2 separate regions of the Homo sapiens genome follow, and region 1 is linked to region 2. A link is an interaction called in ENCODE POLR2A ChIA-PET data of the cell type or tissue named here. Cell type or tissue: Panc1. All regions are shown on one strand. Links, peaks and the distances in the headings refer to the core of each region. The heading gives the core; the rest is flanking DNA.

Region 1 (10,016 bases), core at 794-8,793, 380 kb before region 2:
CACAGCCTATATACCAAACAGGAAAAAGTTGAACACATTCTGCCTGAGAACTGGAACAAAACAATGACACCCACTTTCACCACTTCTATTCAACATTGTACTGGAAGTCCTAGCCGAAGCAGTCAGACAAGAGAAAGAAATAAAGGGCAACCAAATCGATAAAGAGGAAGTCAAACTTGCTGTTCACCAATTATATGATCATATACCTAGAAAACCCTAAAGACTCATTCCAAAAGCTCCTAGATCTGATCAATGAATTCAGTAAAGTTTTAGAATACAAAATGAATGTATACAAATTAGTAGCACTGCTATACACCAACAATGACCAAGATGATAATCAAATCAAGAACTCAACCCCTTTTATAATAGCTGCAAAACAACAACAACAAAAAACTTAAAATAATTAGGAATATATTTAACCAAGGAGGTGAAAGATCTCTACAAAGAAAACTATAAAACACTGAAAGAAGTCATAGATGGCACAAATGGAATCACATCCTATGCCCGTGGGTGGATAGAATCCATATTGTGAAAATGACCATACTGCCAAAAGCAATCTGTAGATTCAATGCAATCTCCGTCGAAATACCATCAACATTCTTCACATAACTAGAAAAAACAATCCTACAATTCATATGAAATCCAAAAAGAGCACACATACCCAAAGCAAGACTAATTAACAAGAACAAATCTGGAGGCATCGTATTACCCGATTTCAACCTATAAGGTCATAGTCACCAAAACAGCATGGTACTGGTATAAAAATAGGCATGCAGACCAATGGAACAGAATATAGAACTCAGAAATAAAGCCAAATAGTTGTAGCCAACCGATCTTTGACAAAGCAAACAAAAACATGAAGTGGGAAAAGGACACCCTATGCAAGAAATGGTGCTTCGATAATTGGCTAGCCACATGTGAAAGAATGAAGCTGGATCCTCCTCTCTCCCCTTATACAAAAATCAACTCGGCCGGGCAGGGTGGCTCATGCCTGTAATCCCAGGACTTTGGGAGGCCGAGGTGAATGGATCACAAGGTCAGGAAATTGAGACCATCCTGGCCAACATGGTGAAAACCTGTCTCTACTAAAAATACAAAAATTAACTGGGTGTGGTGGCATGCACCTGTAGTCCCAGCTACTTGGGAGGCTGAGGCAGGAGACTCACTTGAACCAAGGAGGCGGAGGTTGCAGTGAGCCGAGATTGCGCCACTGCACTCCAACCTGGTGACAGAGCAAGACTCCATCTAAAAAAAAAAAAAAAAAAAAAAATCAACTCAAGATGGATCAAAGACTTAAATCTAAGATCTGAAACCATAAAAATTATAGAAGATATCACTGAAAAAACTATTCTACACATTGGCTTAGGCAAAGAGTTCATGAGCAAGAACCCAAAGCAAATGCAACAAAAACAAAGATAGATAGATGGGACTTAATAAACTAAAAAGCTTCTGCACAGCAAAATAAATAACCCACACAGTGGGAAAAAATATTCACAAACTATGCATCTGACAAAGAACTAAGATCCAGAACCTACAAGGAACTCAAATAAATCAGCAAAAAAACACAAATAATCTCATTGAAAAGTGGGCAAAGAACATGAATACACAATTCTCAAAAGAAGATATACAAATGGCCAACAAACATAAGAAAATATACTCAGCATCACTACCTTTATCAGGGAAGTGCAAAAAAAAAAAAAAAAAAAACCACAATGAGATACCACCTTACTCCTGCAAGAATGACCATAATTAAACAATAAAAAAAAAAATAGATGTTGGCATGGATGTGGTAAAAAGTGAACACATTTACACTGCTGGTGGGAATCTAAACTAGTACAACCATTATGGAAAAAAGTATGGAGATTCCTTTAAAAACTAAAAGCATAACTAACATTTGATCCAGTAACTCCACTACTGGGTATCTACCTAGAGGAAAAGAAGTAATTATATGAAAAAGATACTTGCAGATGCATGTTTACAGCACCATAATTCGCAATTGCAAAAATATGGAATCAGCCTAAATGCACATTAACCAATGAGTGAATAAAAGCTATATATATATATATATATATGCCATAGAATACTATTCAGCCACAAAAAAGGAATAAACTAATGGCATTTGCAGCAACCCGAATGGGGTTAGAGACCATTATTCTAAGTGAAGTAACTCAGGAATGGAAAACCAAATATTGTATGTTCTCACTTATAAGTGCCAGCTAAGCTATGAGGACGCAAAGGCATAAGAATGATATAATGGGCCAGACATGGCGGCTCACGCCTGTAGTCCCAGCACTTTGGAAGGCCGAGGAGGGAGAATCACTTGAGGTCAGGAGTTTGAGACCACCCTGGCCAATATGGTGAAACCCTGTTTCTACTAAAAAATAACAAAAATTAGCCAGGCATGGTGGCAGGTGCCTGAAGTTGCAGCTACTCAGGAGGCTGAGGCAGGAGAATTGCTTGAACTTGGGATGCAGAGGTTGCAGTGAGCCAAGATTGTGCCACTGCATCCAGACTGGGTGACAGAACGAGACTCCGTCTCAAAAAAAAAGAGAATGATATAATGGGCTTTGGTGACTTGTGAGGGAAGGTTGGGAGGGGCGTGAGGGATAAAAACTACACATTGGGTACAGTGTATGCTGCTCAGGTGACATATGCACCAAAATCTCAGAAATCACCACTAAAGAACTTTTCCATGCAACCAAACACTACCTGTTCTCCAAAAATTATTGAAATTTAAAAAAGGTTTTTTAATAAAATAAAAAGCTGGAAAAAAAAAACAATGAAACCAATGCTAAATTCCAGTGACAGATTGGTAACAATAAAAATACAATTTTGTTCCCAATCAAGTTCAGAGACACCCTGAATTCTATCCATGGACCCTTGGGAGGGGGTCCCTGGACCCTAAGTTAAGAACTCTTAGTTTAAAGGATACAAGATGGCAGAGACATTCTAGGGCTGTCCAAAAGGATATGCAATTTGAGGAAGGAAAAGCCAGGTGAGATAACATAGACTGTTCTTCACTGTGGTTCTGGAAGCTGGAAAGCACCAGTGTAAGTGATGAAAAGTGAAAGGGGTTCCAGGCTCTCCAATAATAAAATACACAAAAACAGTCCATTTATCACTGATTCATTTGTCAGATTATTTCTCATCTTTTAGATCAGAAAAAAATTAAGCGTGCTGATGAGGATACTGTGAAACTAGCACTCTCAAGCATTGCTGGTCATAGTTGGCAAATGGTACAAATTTGTACAAATCCATTGAGAATCTATTTGGGAATATTAACAACCATAAAAGTTTGAAATCTTGATTGAGAAACCCATTTATGAGAAGCTACCCAGAGAAAATAATCTGAGATACATAAGAAGTTTTACTTAGAGATGTTTGTTGCAGCAATATTTACATGAGCAAAACATATTAGAAACAACTAAAGCTCTAAAATGATAGCAAGTAGTCAAGTGAAGTAGAGAAATGAATAAATGGAATGCAATGTGAATATTAAATATCAGTAATGAAAACAATGCAATTACCTGGTATAGACTTTAACTAGAGACAAGACAAATATGTATCCTCTCTGAGCCTTGATTGCCTTGTCTACTAAAAGGAAGATAATAACACTATCTCCTAAGGTTGTAACTTGGTTTCATGGGATAATGTTTAAAGCTCCTATAAAGAGCCTGAGACATCAAGGGTGCTCAGAATGTGTCAGCTATTATGATTATGATGACATTATGCTATGCCAATAAAGTAAAACAAAATCGTATGTAATCCTGGTTACATCATTGCAAAAATATGTAGAAGAAAGACTGAAAGGAAATACATCAAAATGTTAATAGTACTGTTGGGGTAAGAGGTCATGAAAATTTTCTGTCTTTCTCTATATTCTAAGTTTTAATTATATACTTTAAATATGCTCTTAAACTGTTGATATAAAAGAAGCAAAGATGTGTTCTAGAAATACATATCTCAACCTTTTATAGCAATTGAGATGGGATCTATATCAGGACAGCAAGTAACTCTGGACTCCTTTAATTCTCTGTGTGCCTTCTTGTCCCCAAAACCTTGGAGGCAAAAAAAACCTCACTGCACAAAGCTGTGCATCACACAATTGTTTCCTTTCCTTTCCTTTCCTTTCCTATCCTTTCCTTTCCCTTCCTTCCCCTTCCTTCCCCTTCCCTTCCTTTCCCTTCCCTTCCTTTCCTTTCCCTCTTCTTCTCTTCTGTTTTCCTCCCTCCCTCCCTCCCTCCCTTCCTCCCTCCCTCCCTCCCTTCCTTCCTTCCTTCCTCCCTCCCTTCCTTCCTTCCTTCCTTCCGAGATGGGGTCTCAATCTGTCGTCCAGGCAGGAGTGCAGTAGCATGATCTTGGCTCACTGCAGCCTCAAACTCCTGGGCACAAGTGATCCTCTTGATTAGCTGAAACTACAGGCACATGTCACCATGCCTGACTAATTTTTTTTTTTCACTCTTTTCAGAGATGGAATCTTGCTTTGTTGCCCAGGCTGGTCTAGACCTCCTAGCTTCAAGTGATCCTCCTGCCTCAGCCTCCCAAAGTTCTGGGATTACAAGCATGACCCACTGTGCCTGGCTCTGTCTTTATAATTTCTGAGTGGTATGAATCACCCCTAAATGAATGACCAAGTACCCTAAATAAATGATGAATAAGTGTTAAACATTCTCTGGAGCCTAAATTGTTGACATCATTTAATTCACTATCCAGAGAAGTGATCACAGCAGCAGTAGCAGTCAGAGGCAGCTAGCCAGGTACGAGACACATAGTAGGTGCTCAGCAAACATTAAATAAATGCATGAATGGCTGACTGCTCGTGGGTCCCAGCCTTTCTCTGCCACAGTGGTTGTCCAGGTGCAGCCAGTCTGCCACACGGTGGCAGTGCTGTTCCACACTAGGCAGGCTTGGTGGCACCGGTTCCACCTGGCACTGAATGCCCAGTGCTTTTCTTTTTCAGGCAGAGAAGTCCTACGATCCCCAGAAAGGATCCAAAGATGACATTGATGGAGACACGCTGCCTTTCTTAATGGAGTGGGGGGCATGCCCCTCTGGCTATAGTTAAGATGTATCTTTCACCTTTGCAGGGGTGGGCCAGCCTGTGAAGTGGAGGGAGCAGTCTGTAAGGAGGCTTCTACGTTCACGAGGCGCAGCGAGGCCCAGCGAGGCCCAGAGGCTCCTGGAGTGGTCACTGATGGCAGGAGTTTAAAACAGGGCTCTCTCAAGAAAGTACATCTGAGGCAGTGTGGTGCGGTGGGGTAGCCTGAGCTCTGGTGGGACACAGACCAGGGCTCACATCTTGGCTCAGCCTCTGACAAATCACTTTACCTCTCTCACTGCATTTTCTTGTCTTTGAAATAGGAATAAGACCTTGTAAGGCTATCAAGAGCTTTAAATTAAATAATGCATGTAAAGGACTGAGCACAATGCCTGGAACATAGCAGCTCATTAAGGGCTAGTTACTATCATTACTGTTGTTGTTGTTAATAACCGTAGTGTCATTTCATTAAGTATAGAAATCTCAAGGAAGACTCTTGGCCCCTGTGGTCACACAGACTAAGTCTAACTGGATCCTGAAATTATTTCTACGTCTATGGTAGAATGCTGTTTTTTGTTTGTTTGTTTTTAGTTTTTTTCTTTCAAAAGGACATAGGTTTGGAAAAAAAATCAAATGTGACTTTTGAATTCTCTTTAGGGAGGAAAAAGACAGTGTTACATTCCTTCAGCTTCCTCCTTCTCTAAATTTTGAAGCCAAAGTTATCAAATCAATTGCAGCTCCAGCATCCATGGTGAGGGGTCTTTGTCTAATGGGCCATGTTTGTAGTTTGGTTCCTGGATTCAGGTTGACTTTGTCAACACCAATCACTCTTAGCAGGCAAAGGTGAGATCTCTTTATTCCTCATGTCCTCAGGAGAAAAAAAAATATCTCTCCTAAACTTTTATTTATTTTTGTTTTTTAGTGATGGAGTCTTGCTCTGTCGCCCACGCTGGAGTGCCGTGGCGCAATCTCGGCTCACTGCAACCTCCACCTCTTGGGTTCAAGCTCAGCCTCCTAAGTAGCTGGGACTACAGGTGTGCCTGGCTAATTGTTTTGTATTTTAGTAGAAACGGGGTTTCACCATGTTGCCCAGGCTGGTCTCGAACTCCTGGGCTCAGGCAATCCATCCGTGTCAGCCTCCCAAAGTGCTGGGATTACAGGAGTGAACCTCCGCACCTGGCTGCACCTAAGTTTTTAAAGTATGGTTGATGAGAAAAGACAAAGAGAGACAAAGACAACAAAGACAATTGTTTACACTAAAGAGAGAGCAGAGTAAAAGAGAGGGGAGACCACTTATACAATCTCCAAGTCTCAGATTTACTGTACAATCTCCAAGTCTCAGACTTACCGTGAACAAATGTTCTCCCATTTTTATTGAGAACATAAAACAAAAGTAAAACTGAAGTATCACACAAGGGATTTGGATCAGGTGGAAGTAGTCGTTGTGAAAATATGATTCATAAAGGTTCTCTAGGAGAAATATATTTGAAACGCAAGTCAGCAACAATTTAAAAGTCTGTTTCCCTCTGTGCATTTGAATATATATGAAAATACATAGACATTGACACTTAAAATGTAAATCATAACCATTGTTATTTACATATACTCATATGCGAGGTCCCTAGACTTTGCCATTGTAACAAGTGAAGAAGAAGTGTTCCGAGTGGCCGTATTAGACATGATGGGCTACATTATGCTGCGTTAACAAACAAGCCCCAAGGTTTTATGGATTATAACAAGAAAGGTCTGTTGCTCACTCATTCTACATATCCATCAAAGGTAGACAGATACCTGTCCTCCATGAACTCACTCAGGGACACCATCTGGTTGCTGGGTCGGGGGAAAGGACATGTATGGGGAGTCAAACTGGCGCTTAAAGGCTTCTGCCCATTTCACTTCTCCCAACACTGCATTGGCCAAAGCAAATCACCAGGCCATAGAGAAGTGAGATCCTACGATGCACCTGGAAGTGGGGAAATTGGAATCTTCCTGGACAGCCCAGTGGCTATCCGGGGTTTACCAGGACTTTTGACATGTTAAAGTGGTCAATCTGTCAAGTGCAAGATTTATCCTGAAAAGTATTTTGTGACTGTAACAGTGCTTATCCTCCAGGATGGACCACTCTGGGAAGGTTGAGGCAGAGAAACTATAAACACCCTTATTCCTTTTCCATCTAGAATAACATATTTGAACCTTCCTCTAAGCAGAGCAAGAGAAAAACTCACTTATTCAACAAATCTTTATTTAGCTCCAACTAAGCACCAGGGGCTGGGGATACAAAGATAAAATAAAGCAAAATCCCTACTCCCAGGAAAGGCATTGTCTAGTTACCCTGTTGGATTTAGAGAGTTGGGACTTGGAGTAAAGTTTGGGTTCGCAGAGATGTATGTGGGAGTCATCAAGATGGAAGTGACTTCTGAAGAAGCCACGAATGTCTGTGACTTCCAGCTCAACCAGGAGCAAACATGCTGCCCCCGTCTTTTGCATCCCTCCTGCCCAATAAACTCTTATCATTCCATCCCTGGGCTCTTGCCTTGTTGTGTCCCTGTTCCACACCCTTCCTATGGCTTCCATCCGGGATATAGCTGCCCCTACCCACATCTCTGGGCTCATCTTGCACCACTCTTGCCTTTCACAATGTTTCTTGCCTCTAAACTTTTGCCAGTCCTGTCCCCTCTGCCTGGAGCCGTCTACACACTCCCAGCCTGCACATTAACCAGGGAAATCCCTATTCTTGTGGGGACTTGCCTGACAGCATTTCCTTCTCCCTCCCTCTTCCTTAGGCACTAGACCTTCACTGCCCTTATCATACTGTTCTATTAATGTAATAATCTGTTTATGCATCTGTCTTACTCATTAGACTGTGGGATCCTTGAGGACAGAGGCTGTGCCCCTGGCTCATAGTATGATAATTGGTCACAGCAAACACTCCAACAACTTTTGTTGATATTTCTGTGGCAGTGAAGTATGATGAGATTATCAATAAAAGAGATGCAAGCATGAAAATATATCCCATAAGGTTGGGTGCAGTGGCTCACGTCTGTAATCCCAGCACCCTGGGAGGCTGAGGCAGATGGATCACCTGAGGTCAGAGGTCCAAGACCAGCCTGGCCAACCATGACCAATGTGGTGAAACCCCGTCTCTACTAAAAATGCAAAAATTAGCTGGGCACAGTGGCAGACACCTGTAATCCCAGCTAGTCAGGAGGCTAAGGCAGGAGAATTGCTTGAACCCAGGAGGTGGAGGTTGCAGTGAGCCAAGATCATGCCACTGCACTTCAGCCTGGGTGACAGAGCAAGACTCCATCTCAAAAAACAGAAAAAAAATTCCATAATAGGATAGTATTCCAAGTGTGTATGGGGAGATATAAAATGGAAAAATGACTTCAAGGAGAAAAAAGAATAACATAACCTTCTTAATTTCACGATCTCAGTATCAAATTGCTCCAATGTGTAAAGTTTATTGGATGAGATGCATTTAAAAATTAACATGTGTTTCATTTTAAAATATCAACATTTCTATTATGCTAGTATAACATTATTGTGCTTCATTTTAAAGTATTAACATTTCTATTGTGCTAGTATAATATTACTGTAGGGACTTATGATGAAAAATTAGATATAAACATTAAGAGAGTGTTAGTTGAATGAATGAATAAACGAAGAGTGCTTTCCTTATCAGTTAACATTAGGTTTGACTGGGAGTGACAGAAAACCCAAGATAGCAGAATCTTCAATAAAAGTCATTATATTTCCAGCAACTGAAGTATCTCCTGTTGGCGTTCAATATCTTGCTCATATAGAAATATGAAGTCGGGCAGTCCAAAGCCCTTGAGGCAGCTCCATGATCTCAGGACCCGACCTCCTTCTAGATCCTCAACACAATGCTTCTATATCATGGTCCAAAATGGCTGGCCCAGCTCCAGCCATTGGGTCCCCATTCCAATCAGCAAGGAAAAGGGCATCCTTTTGGGGACACTTCCCAGAAGTAGCACCACCACCTCTGCTTATATCTAATTGGTCAGAACTTGATCGTGTATTACACAAGGAAAGCTGGGAAACACAGTCTACTCTAGGTGTCTTGGGCCTTGCTAAAAATTGGTAGATCTGAAGAAGAGGAGAACAAATATTAAGGGACAATTATCAATTTACTCCACATCTATACTTGGATAACTCATGGGCATTTTGGACTGGATATCACAAATCTGACCTCATCTTTTCTCCAAACATTATTCTCTAATATTCTCTAGCTCAGCCAATGGAGAACCTTAATCTGGTCAAGCTGGAAACCTAATGTCATTATTGATACTTTCCTGCTGTCAATCCTCCCTCGAAAATACATCTCAAATTCATCTCTATTCCTACTGCCAGTACCCACAACAAACTCCTAACCAGTGTCCCTCTCACCTCTTTCCAGATCATTCTCTGCATTGCAGCCAGAATAACTTTCTAAGAAAAAATAAAAATCTGAGCATGTCACTTTTCTGCTAAAACCCCTGGAAGGCTGCCTATGATGCTTAGGATAAAGACCAAAAACCTTTACATGGCTTTCAAAGGCCTAATGTGATCTGGCCCTTGCTTCATCTTGCACTGCTTACCTTTTGTTCTCCATGCAGCAGACAAACTTGGTGTTCTGCTGGTTCCTCCTCCATACCAGGCTCCTTCCTGACTGCCCATGCCATTCGCTCTTTCTCCACCTCCCTCTTTAACTGTCCAATGCCCACTCACCCCCCAAGTCTCTTCTTAAACACCACATCATCAGGGAAGACTTCCAGTGTTTGAGACTAGACTTCCATGGCACCCTGTGCTACCTTTGCTTTTCACCCTTTACTTCTTATGGCACTTATCACAATGAGAATTTACATGATGATTTTGTTTATTGACCCTTATTCCCCTTGGGTGATAAGCTCCTTGAGTCTGGTGACTAGGTACCACTGGTGCTCTGCTGCATCCCAGCATTTAATGAAGTGTCTGCACT
Region 2 (10,016 bases), core at 773-8,772:
TGCCTTGGGCTTTTTATTCTGTGCAAATAGGTTGGTATGGAAACCATGCTTCTGAGGTTGCAATCAAAACACCATTTGCCTCTATTGGTGTTCTTAAAATGCTACATGCTGATAGTAGATGAGAAATTTTTACATTTACCACATCAATTCTTTCTTGTCAACAAGCATCTATCTATAAATGGTTGTAAAGTAATTGTAGCAAACTCTTTCAAAATATTCCATATTTGTGCTCTAACAGCAAACAATAAATATAGCTACTTTGACTAGATGGTAAGCTCCGTGAAGGTAGTGATATTTCATTCATCTCTGGGTGCTCAAGGATTAGATAGGGAATGGCACCAAGGAGACATTCAGTAAATGGGGTTTGATTGGATAAACAAGACAACTGGCAGATTTGCCAACACAGGTTAACCACAACCTTTTACACTGTCCTAGCCCTACACAACCTTCAAAGCCTTCTTGCTACTTTACTTGGTCTTCCCACCTTTTCCGCAAGTTAAACAGGCGACATATTATTAGTTCCATTATGCAAAGGAGAAAATAGAAACTCAGCAAAGTCCAGTGACTTAGCTGGGCTGGTCAACAAGCACCGGAATCCAGGTTAGAACCCAGACTTGCCAGCTCCTGGGGAAACACCCTCCCCTCCTCCTCACGCAGCCCCCCCGCCCTGCCCCACTCCACCGAATGCCTCCACACACTGAACAGCCAGTACCTGCTCAACAGGCTCCAGAACACCCACAACTGACTCCCATACCTTCTCCGCTGTTTCATGAGCACCTCTATGTGATTTAGTTTAATGCAGACCTCTCCAAAATGCATCTGGACTCACAGCCCAGCTCCTCTTCCACAGCTTTTCCTTGACCCTGCACATCCCTTTTTTCCTAATTAGCTTTGGCTTACCTTAGTTTTCACTGAAGTCTGCCCTGCGAGAGTTCTGGAGTACGGTGTATTTGTACACTAGAGTTTTTTTTGGTGTTTATCGACATTAATTTCTAGGAGGCTATGTGAGTGGGGATGATAATGAATCACTCTGGGTACTTTTCCGCAGAGAATGAGCCCAGGGACCACCATGGTGGCTGGGCTGATGCGGACGTGGAGCTCCCTGAAATGTAATCAGGGGATGCTTTACAGTGCTTTAGGGAAGTAGGGACTCACAGGAGAGAGGTCTGTTTCTGTCATCTTGCCTTTTTGTCTCACTCCAACGGTTAGGAGTAACCATCAATACCCATGGAGACCAGATGGGAGAAGCCCTTCCTGCTCCGGGCTGCTCACTTTAGAGGGCCCGCCCCCCGCAGGGCCAAGACCAGAGTGAGGCAGGAGCCAGCCTGCCTTTGTATGACCCTGAGAGTGATGCCTCCTTCAATTTTGCACTGAGGCACGTCACCTGCCTCACCCTAGTCCCAGCCCTGCTGTCCTGGCCCTTCTTTGACCAGACCCACCGTAAGGGGAGAATTTGCAATGTTGACGTCCTGTGCCTACCCAGACCTGCGTCTCTCTCTCTCTAGATCCTGAAATTCCCAAGGTCCCTGAGCCCGCTTCCAGAGGCTGCACAGGTACCCCTGCTGGGCATACCCCTAAGCAGGATGGAGTGTCTGCACGGCTGTGCAGACAGCCCTTAGCTGAGGGCGTGGGGAGAAAAGGTGGCCAGAAGCCTACTCTCTTCATCAACCAAGCTCCAGGACAGAATCCAAAAATTCAAGGATTCAAAATTTGGATCTGACCTTCCATATTTTTATATGGTCTATTTTTTATGGTAGGAAGATAGAACGTTTTTAGTTTAACAGTGTGTTAGGGTGATGTATTACTCTGAACTATTTAGACATGTGGTATACGGGCCTCTATCCACACTCTTGTCTGGACCCCATAAATGTGAGCCTGGAGGAGTCTTGAGAGAGGATGACCCAAACGTCAGAAGACTCTGTGGAGAAATGACCCCTACACACACACCTACTACTATAGGTCTCTATTGCTTGTATAGGACCATTGCAATGAATTCTTTGTCGGATTTATGATCCTGCCTGCCAGGTAAAGTGTCCAGGTGGTATGTAAGCATGTGTATGAGGGGATAGGCTTAACATGGTCACTCACGAAGGATGAGCCATTTTTGCTGAGGATGAAGCATGGTCATTTGCAAGAGAATTTCCCTGACATTGTCCATTGAAGGAGGCAGCTAAACATGGTGGGGCCCTGCACATGGAAAGTGGCTAGAATCAGATCTGTCCCTCTCACAATTAGGGGAGCAGCTCTGCAGAGTCTTACCTCGGCGTCCTTACACTTCCTCCCTTCAGTCGAGCACAGTGACACATCTATAATCCCAGCACATTGGGAGGCCGAGGCAAGCGGATCATTTTAGGTCAGAAGTTCGAGTCCCTCCCTTTCTCCACTTCCTTCAGGCCCTTCAAGCTTCCCACAAAATCAACATACACGCATGCACATGGATCCTGTGATCTCTCAGAGCCTCCCAAGCCCCCAGGCTTTCCACTCTCCTGCTACCTTCCGCCACCAGTTTTGACCCATTAGGATTGACATCATGCAAATTGAGGCCCATCTTTTGGTGGCCCCAGGGACAGTACAATGTCACCAAAACATGGGCTGTACAGCCTTAGACACACATGCAGGGGTAACATACCTGCAATGTCATCTTCAGCTGCAAGGTTCCAAGTCTCAGCCACCACCCAGGCCCACCCAGGCAGGCTAGGCCGTGATAAAAGTTATTTCTGGATTGCGTCCATTATCAGGAGCAGGAGTGACAGACGAGCTCAGCTGGAGCCCTTTCTTCTGGGATCCTCACTGGTAACACACCCTGTCGGGCCCACCATGTGCCGCTGGGTTTGGAGATACTTGGACCCCAGCTGCCTGCCGATGGTTCTGCTAGCCCAAAACTTTGTTCACTGTCCCACCTCATGTGGGAAAAGGCTGGTGGCTGGTGGGGACACTCTGGCCCCTGATGGTTGGGGAGGAGTTGGTCTAAATCCACTCCTCCCAGCCTCACCTTCGCCCTCCACCACCCACCTGGGTCCCTCCAGAAAACTTTGCAAGGTCTGACTTTCTGCCTGGGCCTCAGCAGTCCTCTCAACTGTTCCAGCCCCCTCCTGGATCCACTATACAAATACAGGCTCACTGCCAAGAAGTGAGAACAATAAATCTTCCCTCATTCTTTTATTCATGTCCTCACCTCTGCAGGGACTGCTGAGGAAAAACAAACCCCACAAAATCCCTGTGGGCTCTGGCAGTCTGGCAGTCTCTTCTTTGCTCCTCTCTGATGATCTTTGGAAGGCAGAGGCCAGGAGAAGAAGCCCATCCAGCTCCCGTACGGGCGGCAGGCCCTTCTCTTCCTCCTCCTGAGTGGGCTCAACCACTCGAAGCCAGCACCTATAACATGCTGAGCCCGCACCGGGCTCTAGGAACCAGAAATCAGAGTGACCAGGGGAAACTGGGACATCGATATGCATGGCTTGCCGGAGTAACACTACACCTGACTCACCTTCCTAGCCTCCCGCAAATTGCCAGAGAAGTTCTGGGCCTAGGAGGGCCAGGCTGTTTGCGCAAAACATTAGGTAAGGTGAGGGAGGGCTGCCCTGGCTGCAGGCTCAGAAGCTACCACAGGGAAGTGGCAACCAGGGAAGCTGCAGGCCCTGAGGAAGGAGGGGCTCTCTCCTTAAGGGCCTCCAGGGCAAGGCAGCATCTGCTGGTGTCACAGCCTTTGCAAAACAGTTCAGACCTTGAGAATTCCCAGGACCTTCCTCCTCCAACTCTGTGCACCAGGGAGTGCTTCCTCAAACTGAGGAAGGATAGTAGGATTCGGGGATGCACTGAATTTTGCAGAACTCCATTTATACAGAAGAGATGCATTAGACTTAGGGTGAGCCACTGTCCTAGTTTGTCCAGGACTGAAAAGTTTCCCAGGACATAAGCTTTTCAGTGCTAAAACCAGGACAGTCCTGGGCCAACTTGGAAGATGGGTCACCCTAACAGAGGGGCTGTGGGAAAACCGATCCTCCCTCCCTGAGCCTGGCATGTGGCTGGGTCCAGAGCAGGGTTTGGATCCCAGATGTTTTCTAGCGGTTCTGCTAACCCACAACTTTCCTCACTATTCTAGGCATGAAGAAAGGCTGGAGGAAGGAGTGGGTCCTCATGGCCAGCTTAGGAGCTGTCAAGGAAAACAGAAAGAAGGAAAGCGTTCACGGTCTTCGTGGTAGAGAGGAAATTCCTTTGGCTGCCTTTGCGGAGCTGGGGCCCATGAGGCTTCAGACAGAGCCTGGGGTATCAGAAAGTGAGCTGGAGAGCACCTAAAAAACTGCCAGATTGAGGGGCTCAACCTTTCCTTGAATCCTTGCCCAGGGTACAAATGCTAGGTACAGCAACATGGCGAAAGCTGCCTTCCAAGTCTTTTGCCCAGTTTCTATTGCTCCCATGGACCCAGAGGGCTCCCAGGGACGGCAGCCTTGCAGTGCTGTGAAGCTATAGCAAGCTGACTTCTGTAGATCTGTCCCAGGGAACAGGCTGCTCCTAAAGGTTATCCAAACTGGAAGTGGTGGGCAGACATCTCAAGAGGCAAAAGAAGTTTGAGTTAAAGCTGGTCTAACAAGGCAGATCCCGTGGAGACCATCTTGCCCAGACTTCTAAGTTGACAGATGAGAGACCAAAATCCAGGGAGACTGAGTCACCTGCTCGAGCAGCACATTCCCACGTGGGATGTGATGGGACTCTGCATCTAGAACCATTGTTTCCTACTATCAGATGTCACAGCCAGAGGTTCCTTGGAAGGGAGAAAGCTCCGAGATGATGCCAGCCTTTTGCAAGTCTCTGCCTTCCTGGAGCCCACGTGCTGTTCTGGGAGAGGCTAAGTAGCAAGGACTCTGTGCCTCTGCAGCCACGATTTCTCTCTCCATTCTGTTTGATTCCCCAGCTTGGTTCCCTCCAGCACCACCTCCAGGTGAAAGCCTCCACAGATCCCCCTGGAGTGCTCCACCCTGGGGAGACTCCGAGCAGGCAGGCCTGCTTGGCCTCTCTCTTTCCCAGCCTTGAATGTATGAGAGAGACCAGCCTCAGCCCTCAGGAGTAGGAAGCTGCTGCCTACCTACTTCCTTACGAACCTGCCTAGAGGTGGAGGGATTTAACACACAGTTGAAAAAGTCATTAACAACACCTGGCTCTGATTAGTTTAGTAGGAAACAGAGTCCTGAGGGTGCGGCACACCCTGAGTGTTCACTGCAGCATGTCTGCTAGGGAGGTATAGATGGGGCTCAGGCCCAGGATGCTGGACTGGAAAGTGGGGGCAGGTGAAGGTAGGTTTTCCTTTGAGTAGCTGTGGAGCAGCAAGAGGGTCCTGAGAGCATGGCCAGGAGACGGCAGAGTAGAGAGGAGAGAAGAAGCATCAGAGGGACTTGGGAAAACATCTGACAGCTACCAAACCAGTTCTAAGCATTTATAGCATTTCCAGTTTTGTCCTATTGTGGGTGAGCCAAGCACCTCCAAAAAGAAAATATAAGAAAGAGCCTGAGAAATGTTCCTGAGGAATGGCAGGGCCGCCCCTTGTTCCCAGAAACCCTTTTAGGAAAAGCACGACTCCACAGAAGGTGTCAGGAGGGGAGAACCTGAATCTGATGCTAGAGGGATGCTGAACCCTCTAGCATCCTTGAGACCCCACAAGCACACAGAAGAAGAGGGAAGGGATCTGCACCCATCATGGCAGCCAGGAATGACCCTCTTGGAACATCTCAGGAGGCTCGAAAGCTCTGCCCAAGCAGGTGGGATGCTGAATCCTACCGGAGGAAGGCAGAGGTTTCCCACATACAGAATTACTCTGACTTCTGTAACAACAGGCTCTTGGAACTCCCTGAGCAATTACTACCTCCCCACTCAGCTCTCTGCCTGGCTGGCTACTAGTAATTTATTGCAAATAAGTCTCATTTCTCCAATAAGACAGTCGGCTTTTCTACCTCCGAATTCCCTACAGAGCTTAAGATAGCTGGGAACCCAGCTGGTCCTCATTAAGGCCCTTCTGAACCCGAATCTTCCCAACCTTCCTGGCCCCACCTCCACCCCTTCATTCCAGGAGCAGGCTCAGGGGAACGGAGCTGGCCAGGCCACTCGCTTCCCTTCCCTTTCCAAAGAGCTGGACTGGCAGATGCTAATAAGGAAAGTGAGAGATTCTGCATCTGCAGATCTGACTGGTAGCCTGGCCAAAGAGAACAAGAACTTCTGTATAGGTAAGCAAGGAATCTTTATTAGCAAATTCTCTAATTAGGGTACCCTTTATAGCTCTCCTATAGGAGATATTCATTTGTAAGTTTTAGTCAAGACCGTGAATCTCAGGGAGAACTGAAAATTTCTAAGAATATTGTTGAGAAGGGTCTTTGGCAGGAGCCTCTTAAATTCCTGGGTTTTGGTTCCTTCATCTATAAAAAAGTAGGTGTGGGAGGCCGGGTGTGGTGGCTCACGGCTGTAATCCCAGCACTTTGGGAGACCAAGGCAGGTGGATCGCTTGAGGCCAGGAATTCAAGACCAGCCTGGCCAACATGGCGAAACCCCATCTCTACTAAAAAAAAAAGTACAAAAAAAATTAGCCAGGCTTGGTGGTGCACACCTGTAGTCCCAGCCACTCAGGAGGCTGAGGCATGAGAATCGCTTGAACCTGGGAGGCAGAAATTGCAGTGAACCAAGATCATGCCACTGCACTCTAGCCTGGGTGACAGAGTAAGATTGTCTCAAAAAAAAAAAAAAAAAGGTAGGTGTGCCAAGGCATTACTATAAGCAGGTGACTTACACCAGGTGACCTGAGCAAGTACCTTCCAATTCTATTCTTCTGTGCAATACTGGACCATCTCATTCATTCATGTGCATGACAGTAATGTGGATTTAGAGTAAAAAGACCCACGGTTGACATCCTGGCTCTAGTGCTTACCAGCTGGGTGGTCTTGGGGGAGTCACTTAATCTCTCTGAATTAATTTTCTTATCTGGAAAATGAGGACAATAATAATAACATCTGCACCACATAGATTTGTGAGCTCCCACATATGGGCATGTTTTCTAAACTGTAAAACACTATTCAAATGTTACTGAGTATTGAAAGACCTTGATGGCTGTAATTTTTTTAAACTTCCCTTTAAATATGCAAATGATTATGATTGACATCAGAAACACAAAAAAGATCACAGCTGCTGGATTTGCTGTTAACTTATCCCTGCCCAGGGGGATCTACTACCCCATCAGTGCCTCCTGAGGCAGGGACTTAAGGGAGCTGGGCAGTAAATGTTGATCCCAGGGTAGAGGCTGAAGGTCTGACCTCCAGGGACACAGGGCGAGGCTATTTTGCCATTCAGCAGAACTTCTCCCACGTTGCTTCTACAGTTTGACAGCAGACTCCCAGCAACTACTTCCCTGGTTAATAAACTGGCAGTAAATTGAAACCTTCATTTTCTAGTGCACTTCATGTAAAGGGAGCAGACCCTCTAGAAATGAGTAATCATTTGTACAACTCCTCAAAAAATATGCTGATAAACTCACAAAGTTCTGTTATTGCTAAACACTAGTTGCATTTCCTTGGGTAAGCACCATAAAAAATTCACTGCAGTTTTTAGAAAGAAGATGCCAGTCACATTTTAACTGCTAGAGAGGAGAGAGTTGGGGAGAGGCTTACCCAAGGAAATGCTAACTGGGCATAAAACTCAAAAAGAGAGGCCAAGTCAAAGGCCCAGTTCCAAAACAAGAGCTAAGAAGGAGAGATGGGTCCAGGTGCGGTGGCTCACACCTGTAATACCAGCACTTTGGGAGGGCGAGGCAGATGGATCACCTGAGGTCAGGAGTTCGAGACCAGCCTGGCCAACGTGGTGAAATCCCGTCTGTACTAAAAATACAAAAAATTAACCAGGCATGGTGGCTGCAGTATGCCTGTAATCCCCGCTGCTCGGGAGGCTGAGGCAGGAGAATTGCCTGAACCCGGGAGGCAGAGGTTGCAGTGAGCCAAGATGGCACCACTGCACTCCGGCCTGAGTGACAGAGCAAGACTTCGTCTCAAAAAAAAAAAAAAAAAAAAAAAAAGGGGAGAGAGAAGGAGAGATGGGCCTTGCAGGGAAACCAGACCTTCCCAAGAGAGCATTGACTTAAGTGCTTCTCAGACTCAAGATCTCAGAGCACCTGGATGGCTAAGGCTTTTCATTGCAGATCATGACATGTAGATTTTTTTTTTTTTTTTTTTGAGACAGAGTCTCACTCTGTCACCCAGGCTGGAGTGCGGCTCGGCTCACTGCCATCTCTGCCTCCCAGGTTCACGCCATTCTCCTGCCTCAGCCTCCCGAGTAGCTGGGACTACAAGGCGCCCGCCACCATGCCTGGCTAATTTTTTGTATTTTTAGTACAGATGGGGTTTCACTGTGTTAGCCAGGATGGTCTCGATCTCCTGACCTCGTGATCTGCCGGCCTCGGCCTCCCAAAGTGCTGGGATTACAGGGGTGAGCCACCGCGCCCAGCCAACATATAGATTTAACAAATTTAAAGAATTAAACAAACCCCATTTCTACAAAAGATACAAAAGAAGAATTAGCCGTGTGTGGTGGCATGCACCTGTAGTCCCAGCTACCAGAGAGGTTGAGGTGGCAGGCACTGAGCCCACAACATCGAGGCTGCAGTGAGCAGAGATGGTGCCACTGCACTCCAGCCTGGGCAAAACAAATAAGCACAAACCAAAATTCTCAAGTAGATGAACAGGAGTCAGCACCAAAGCTTCAATATGTATAGAAGATAGAAGGAAAATTGTAATTCTACCCTGTAATATGTGTTTGTGTCTGTCTGTCTGTCTGTCTGTCTTTGTGCGAGTGAGAGAGAGGAGACAGAGAAAACTGGACCAAGACCATATATCACTTTAATAACAGAACTCCTTGGACCAGTTCACAGAACTGTCATTTAAAACCAATGTCCTAGACCAACTCCAACCTTCTTGTTTTCCAGTGTACCCACCCCACACAGGGCCAGCCACAGCCAGGTGAGAACAGGAAGGGGAGTGGAGAGGGAGAGTGGAGAGGGTCCTGACTCCCATAGGCTTCATCTGGGCTGGCCCAGCCTTGACCCCATCTGCCCAGGAGCCTCTCAGCCATGGAGTCCTCTAGGGAGGCACTTAGCCCACCTAGAGCACAGGAAAAAGGTGGGACGGGGGGCACCTCCCAGCACCCTCCCAAAAGACTCACACAGGGGCAGGGAGGGGAGAGGGCAGAAGGGCAGGCTTCCTGCTGCTTCTAGCAGCCTCTTCATCTCCAGCTCCTACCTCTCTCCTCCCCCTCATCCCTCAGCAACCACAGCATGCCCAACCAAGTCCCAGCCTCTCTTCTGTCATTGAGTCTCTAGTGAGAAAGAGGACTCTGAAATCAGGGCCCAAGAGGAGAGACCTGTTGGCTGGGTGGCTGGCCAGTGGGTAGTGACTGTTCCTCACACACAGTAGTAGGAGGTCCATGCGTTCTGTGTCGGAGGCTACTGCCTCTCCTCCATTAGTGGAGCTGCTGGAGGCCCCAGGAAGCATGAGGCAGTGGTGTGCAGTGAGACTGGAGGAAACAGCAGGACTCAGAGGAGGGAGTCCTAGACCAAAAGGGAAAGGAACTGATTCACAGCATGGCTCTACACTAGCCAAGCGACTTTTATTTTAGTAAATCACTTAACCATGCAGGGCCTTGATTTTCACTTCTATCAAATGAGGCTAAAAATATCTGCTGCTCAAGATTTTTTGTAAGATTTCTTTGAGAAGATCAATACATACATTCCCTGTAAACTCCGAATGTATTATCTACCAACCCCCACCCCTGCCCAACCTTAGAGGAAGATGCTTTTCATGATCATGCCCTAAATTTGTAAAATACTTTAGGTAAATAATGTTTTTGTTTTGTTTTGTTTTTGAGACAGAGTCCTGCTCTGTCGCCCAGCCTGGAGTGCAGTGGCACGATCTCAGCTCACTGGAACCTCCGCCTCCCAGGTTTAAGCGATTCTCCTGCCTCAACCTCCCAAGTAGCTGGGTGCGTGCCACCAT

The links. Peaks named below come from ENCODE experiments on the same cell type or tissue, not always from the same donor. Only the 100,000 strongest peaks of a DNase experiment are listed, where the experiment ranks them.
Region 1: POLR2A ChIA-PET joins it to region 2 with 13 read pairs; 1 of 35 experiments calls an interaction of 5 or more read pairs at or near these places.

What each region holds. Positions count from the first base shown.
Region 1 is chr11:113,301,017-113,311,032 of GRCh38, forward strand. All of the region lies in intron 1 of TTC12-DT (TTC12 divergent transcript), which reads right to left. Among named protein-coding and RNA genes, the nearest start is that of TTC12-DT, 8.4 kb to the right of the region's middle. In Panc1, for the core only: a CTCF peak has its summit at 4,875 (motif pointing right); a DNase peak (open chromatin) is centred at 4,865; H3K27ac peaks cover 1,960 bases.
Region 2 is chr11:113,678,704-113,688,719 of GRCh38, forward strand. It overlaps LOC107984390 (a long non-coding RNA gene), which reads right to left and starts at 7,807. Exons shown (of 3, transcript XR_001748391.2): 1 at 2,630-7,807. It overlaps TMPRSS5 (transmembrane serine protease 5), which reads right to left. Exons shown (of 13, transcript NM_030770.4): 13 at 8,847-9,571. The coding sequence ends at 9,557. In Panc1, for the core only: no CTCF peak of the experiment used is centred there; no DNase peak of the experiment used is centred there; H3K27ac peaks cover 1,153 bases.